Linked DNA regions of Homo sapiens: region 1 is linked to region 2. Evidence: chromatin loops called from intact Hi-C (ENCODE). Cell type or tissue: Caco-2. All regions are shown on one strand. Links, peaks and the distances in the headings refer to the core of each region. The heading gives the core; the rest is flanking DNA.

Evidence for each region. Hi-C counts contacts between places; a loop is a spot of excess contacts. Peaks named below come from ENCODE experiments on the same cell type or tissue, not always from the same donor. Only the 100,000 strongest peaks of a DNase experiment are listed, where the experiment ranks them.
Region 1: a loop joins it to region 2, with 2.1 times the contacts of the local background. A loop is called at or near these places in 1 of 110 quality-filtered maps.

Annotation. Positions count from the first base shown.
Region 1 is chr7:148,480,931-148,483,842 of GRCh38, forward strand. No RefSeq gene overlaps it. Among named protein-coding and RNA genes, the nearest start is that of C7orf33, 110 kb to the right of the region's middle. In Caco-2, for the core only: no CTCF peak of the experiment used is centred there; a DNase peak (open chromatin) is centred at 1,151.
Region 2 is chr7:148,338,268-148,341,179 of GRCh38, forward strand. All of the region lies in intron 21 of CNTNAP2 (contactin associated protein 2), which reads left to right. Among named protein-coding and RNA genes, the nearest start is that of C7orf33, 250 kb to the right of the region's middle. RefSeq lists enhancers at 956-1,486, 2,106-2,711. In Caco-2, for the core only: no CTCF peak of the experiment used is centred there; a DNase peak (open chromatin) is centred at 1,174; H3K4me3 peaks cover 1,904 bases.

The DNA of each region.
Region 1 (2,912 bases), core at 109-2,608, 140 kb after region 2:
CCAAGCCCAAGCTTGCATGGAGTATTTGGAATCAGCTGAGGCATTTGACCATTTTGCAAATTCAACCAATGTTTATTAAGAGAGTGATTGGGTTATTTCCAGGCAAACTCTCCTCCTTTTTTAAAATTTGAAGTTTGATCTAAAAGTGAAAGTAGCACAATACAGGAGAAAGGGCCCGATCCTGACAGCCAGTTGAAACTGAGTCTGAATTTCAGAGTCATCATTTTCTCAATAATACGTCTTCAGGCGGGTTACTTACACTTTCCAAGTCTCTGTTTCCTCCCCTAAGAAATGGAGGTGATCTTGCCTTGTCTTAATAGTGTTGTTGTGAGAGTTAAAACAAAGCAATAAGTAAACAGAAGAAGAACACTGGACCACATAGGCACTGAATGGATGAGAGCTACTTTGAATTTAATCATTCTGTTAGGAACTGGTCAAATAAACCTTTGGCCTCCAGCATCCTGCCAACCATCTGGTCATTAGTCTCGTGCCCAGGCTTGGGGGGAAGTTCATAAGGGTGCATGAACTTCAACTTACCAAGGAGAACTGCATCCCAAAAATCTCATATTACACTACTCTGATTTCTGGCAGAAAAGAAAATGGAGCACATAGTAAAGAAGACAGAGTACACACACACACACACACACACACAAGGTCACAGAGGTCCCCCCTGCCGCCACCCCACAACTTCTGGATGGGCTGTAGTGAAGCCGTAGCATAGGGAAGCCCCTGGCCAGGGCAGAAGGAACAGCTGTCACACGGCTGAGATGATGCTGTCTTCTAACAAGGAAGCCCTGGCACAGCCAGATCAAAGGAGACATTCTTGTCCTGATGAAAGCCCGACGAAGCCTGACAGGTAAACTTTGGCTCTTCCAGCTAAGGCAGCAAATCCAAGTTTTCCTGGCCACAAGAGTTGGGACACTTCGTGCACAAAATCCCCATTCCCAGTTCTACCTGCAAAGCAAAAATATTCCACTTGCATGTTGCTTTTATCCGTATAAAGCCAAACTCGCCTGGCAGACTTGGATCCAAGGGTTGATGCGGGGCTCTGCAGTGGGGCATCTAGGAGAGGCAAAGCTGCCTGTTCCAGCCTGTCCCCAGGGCGTTCGTGTAATTCCAGACACTAGTAATTACTCAACCTTCCCCCTCACCCCAGGGCTTCCTCCAATCTGTAACAAGCCCCAAACCATCTGGAGACGAGCGGGATCCTCCCTGGCCTCCGCAGCTTCAGGACACATCCAAAGGAAGCTGCCATCGAGCATCAAACGGCTTTGCCAACAGATCACATTTCTGGAGCTCTCGCAGTCTGAAGGGATTCGAGATGACAGATGTAACCCACATGATCTATGACAGATACAGCCATGGAGAATGTCAGCGTTAATATTTAATATTATTTGAATAACTGCCCTGTTTGTCTCACTTAACATGGCAGGCACCGTGGGCTGGCAGCCCGTCTCCCCGGGTGTTTGGCGGGGAACGAAGCTTGTAGAAAATGCTCGGTCAGCAAGATGTTCAGTAATTCAGATGTGAGATTCAGATTTGCTTTGAGAAATTACATTAAACTTGTTAAACATGAATTAGGGAGACCCCAAAGCGCTGGATACACAGAATTCCCTTCGTGCAAAAGTAGTTACAAGCACCACAGAAATTTACCTGTGGGGTTTGAAGGCTGTATTGATGACAACAGCTAAGAAAAGGTGTAACATTTAGGGAACTCATAAATAAAGATCTTTATTAAGATACGGTGCTAACTTCTCAGTCTACGCCTCCAGGGCAGGAGCAGAGGCACCTTCTCTATTTTCCTATGCCCCTCCCACCCACTCCTCTCTCCTCCCCGTTACCCCCACCATGCAGAAACTGGGGCCTGCTGTAGAATCACTAACAATGACTTCAAATGCTGCTTTTTTTTTTTTGAGACGGAGTTTTGCTCTTGTTGCCCAGGCTGGCGTGCAATGGCAGGATCTCGGCTCACTGCAACCTCCATCTCCTGGACTTAAGCAATTCTCCTGCCTCAGCCTCCCAAGTAGCTGAGATTACAGGCGCCCACCACCACGCCCAGCTAATGTTTGTATTTTTAGCAGAGACAGAGTTTCACCATGTTGGCCAGGCTGGTCTCAAACTCCTGACCTCATGTGATCCACCCACCTCGGCCTCCCAAAGTACTGGGATTACAGGCGTGAGCCACCACACTCAACCCTGCTTAACTTTTGAAGCCTGCAATTCACATATTCCTCTTGACATCCTTTCCAAGATTCACTTGCATGAAGGGTGTGGCTGCCTTCCAGCAGCTTCACATGTAATGGTTCTTTAGAGAAGTGGAAGCAAGGGCAATTGCTCTGGAGCAACATTCTAGGAAAGTGCTTGGTGCTGTTGATGGGGTAAGGGAGGGGCATTTGGAATACTTCAAGAAGACTTGAGCCAAATCATCACCTTGGGGTGATTACACACCTGCCCTGCGCACCACCCAGAAGCTGGAGGCCGGGGAGAGGTTCACCGCAGAGCCTGGGAGAGGCCTGCGGAAGTGATCCTCAGCTGTCGGAAGGGAACACACACTCAGGAGATGTGAGGGAACATTCAGGGAATACACACTCAGGCCATGCTTTGCAACGGTCTTCTCCATCCCTGTGTCACTCTGGATATAGCCAGGGCCAGGACCAGGGGGTGGCAGGCAAAACCAGGGCCTAGGGCACCAATCCAGGGAGGCGCTGGAGCTCAGGGTCGTACTAGTGCAGAGGCGGCGCCTGAGGGCCGGCGCCTCCTCCTTGGGTGTTGGCCCTGGCTCCCCCTTGCCTCCTCCTGGTCCTGGTCCTGGGAGTATAGCCAGCCTTTCTTCCATCCCTCCCTTTCGTTCTGATAATGTTATCTCAGGATTGTGTACCAGGCAAAGTTCTGAGGAAATCTAGAACAGGTCC
Region 2 (2,912 bases), core at 232-2,731:
TTTGGTTTCTGACACCTATAATCTGATTTGAAGTGTGTCATTCTGTGCATCATGATCCTTTTTGCAGAACCTGTGTCTATTAGAAAATCCAGATGAAGCAGGCTCTTCCTGTTGTCCTTCATTTGGAAAAGACAGAAGAACAGAGCGCTTTACGAAAGTCAAGTTACAGCTTCCTAATTTTCTCTCCCATGGACAAACTCTTCCCTCCCCCCACCCCGACCTAGCCTCTTACCCACTATCCTTTGCAAATTCCTATCTCTTATATTGCCCAGTAATTGGGGCGTGGGGGGGTGAGGGGGGGGTGAGTTACTGCTGATGAACCAGGAGGCAGAGCAAGGTTTATTTTGCTAAAGGCTTCAGCTGCTACTGCCTGGACCTCAATAAGCATTTTCTGCTCTTTCCTATCACTACTGTCTTCCCTTTCTTTGAGAAGCAACATAAAGATAAAAAGAAAAATACTTGATTTTGTAGCATGCCAGAATATTAAGATGCTCCTGAAAAGTGTGGGATTTAAGGCTTCTCAAAAAAGAGCAGAGGAGGGAGTGAGAGAAGAAGACGGAGAAGGAGGAGAAGGGGAAGAGAAAGGGGAGGTGGAAGAAGAAAAAACCACCATCAGAAACTGAGTATTACACAGGACGTAACCTGTGCTCTGAGAGTGAAGGAGGCCACACAGCAGTAGAACCCCGACAGGAAAATCAGAAAACATTATATTTTTTCCCAGATCCCAGAGTATCAGATGTTCCATTCAGAAATAATCCCTATTGACCCAGTCTCTGTGTCTCTCTCTCTGCCAATAGCATCAAGCACAGTAACCCTTTCCATGCTAATCCCGTTATTAATGCCATCCACAACAAGCGTAGTGTAAGTAAGACACGAAGTGTAAAAAAACTTTCTTCCCCGCAGTCCGGGCTCTCAGAGCCCTCCTTGTAGGTCAACAGTATCAAAGGTGCTTAACGCAGATACACCAGGAGGCTCAAAGCCCAAACATCGAAAAAAAAAAAAAGACCCACTCTTGTGCTGTGTGTATTGCCCACGGGTGGGAGGATGCAAGTACAATTACGTTTTTTAAAACTCCAGTCCAGATATTGGCTTTTCCTTGGATACTTTTGTGTGGCTCTCCCAGTACAGTCAGATCCGCCGCCGCAGCCTAGCGCTCCACCCCGGGTTTTGCGTCCTCCCCTCACCTGCCTTTCAGTGGTGCGGGGTTTGATCCCGAGAGCGGTGGACTCAAAGCTGCCCGCCGGGACTCGGGCTGCCGGCCGACAAAGGACGGTCCTCGGGGGTTCTGAAGTCTGACCCGGCCAGTGGGAAAGCCACCTGCATCACAAAGCGAGGGGCACACCTGAACCGGGGCTGGCGGGAAGAGGCAAGTATTGCGCGCGGGCTGGCTCCCACATGGAGCTGCCTCCCGGTGCAAGTGTTGCAAGGGTGCGCTGCTCCAGCCCGGGGAGCGCGGGAGGCGGCGGAGAGAGCGTCCGGGTGATGAGCGGGGCACTGTAACTGGATTTTAACACCTCTGCAAGCAGCGCTTTTGGTCAAAAAATTTCCGATTCTTGATCTTCTCTCTGCAAGGTCGGGGGTTCTTTGGGGAGTAAATCACAGCGTTTGGGTTTGCATTCGAAGCACTACCAAGTCTACTCCACAGGGTCACTGCACGGGGAGCAAGTAAAGGAAAACGAGGAGAATCTGAGAGTGCTCCTTCGTGCAGTGTGTGTGTGTGTGTGTGTGTGTGTGTGTGTGTGTAGGCAAAGCTGAGATTTACATGGTGTGAACTGTTAAATGTTAACAGTTAAATCCCACACTTTTCAGGAGCATCTTAATATTCTGGCATGCTATAAAATTTTTGAGACTTGTTTAAAGAAGGGGACTTCCTTTTTAATTTAGAACAAATTAGTAGTTGTTATAACATTATAGATACTAATCAGTAACAATACTAGTAGGTAATGCTTTCTGTAAGTAGACACACCCCAAAAGTATCTGAAAAGTATCACCAAAACGGAGCGTGCTTTCACACTCCTGCAAAACAAATTAGCCCTTAAACAGAATAATTAACATCCCGAGGGAAGATAAAGCATATAGGTTCCTTGAATCATTACGTTACATTTAAAGTCGGTCCTGTTCAGTTTGCCTTTGTCCCTAAGGAGTAAAAATAGCATCAAATTGCTTGTTTGGTTTTCCCCTTTTGAAACTCAGCATAGTGTTTGGTTATCCATGAAGGTGGCTTTAATATTTCACCCTCATATTTGGCAGACAGTTCTGGACTTGCTCCTCTCCCCGTAGGGACTGAGTCCCACTGGCAGTGTGTGGAGAATAGAATTGATTCTCGCTTTTTCTTTGCATAATACCTAATCATCACCATTAGCACTTCAGACGTTCACAGCTTTCTGAATAGGTGTCATTTCTTCCACATACCCTATTGATTTGCATCATTAACAATTGAAAGGAAGCTCTTCTTTTGATTAAGAAGCCAAACAATTAGGAAAGCGTGGATTCTTTCATAGTATTTATTGAGAGGCGTCTCCACCTGATCTAGGCTGTGTTTAATGGGATGAGAGAGACTAAGAGAGAACAGAAAGTGTAATTACCGCCTCTCCAGGCCCGTCTTTACTTTTTCCAGAAACAGAGAATTATGAAATTATTTGTAATGTTACAAGGACCCTTGGAGCTCTTCTAGTGCAAGTCAAGTTTATTTCACAAACGGGAGGTCTAGACAGCCTTTGTTTCTTCTGAACGGGTCTGCAAGGCCAAGATCTGGATTCTGACCCACAGCGACTGCTGATCCAGGAATTCCATGCACATATGCTATGCACTTAGCGCTGATTGTGAAGAAACACCAAGGTGGCCCGTCAAGACCTGAACTACCACAGGTCTAACTTGGGAAAGCCTCATTCCTCACGTTCTTTCCGCTTCTA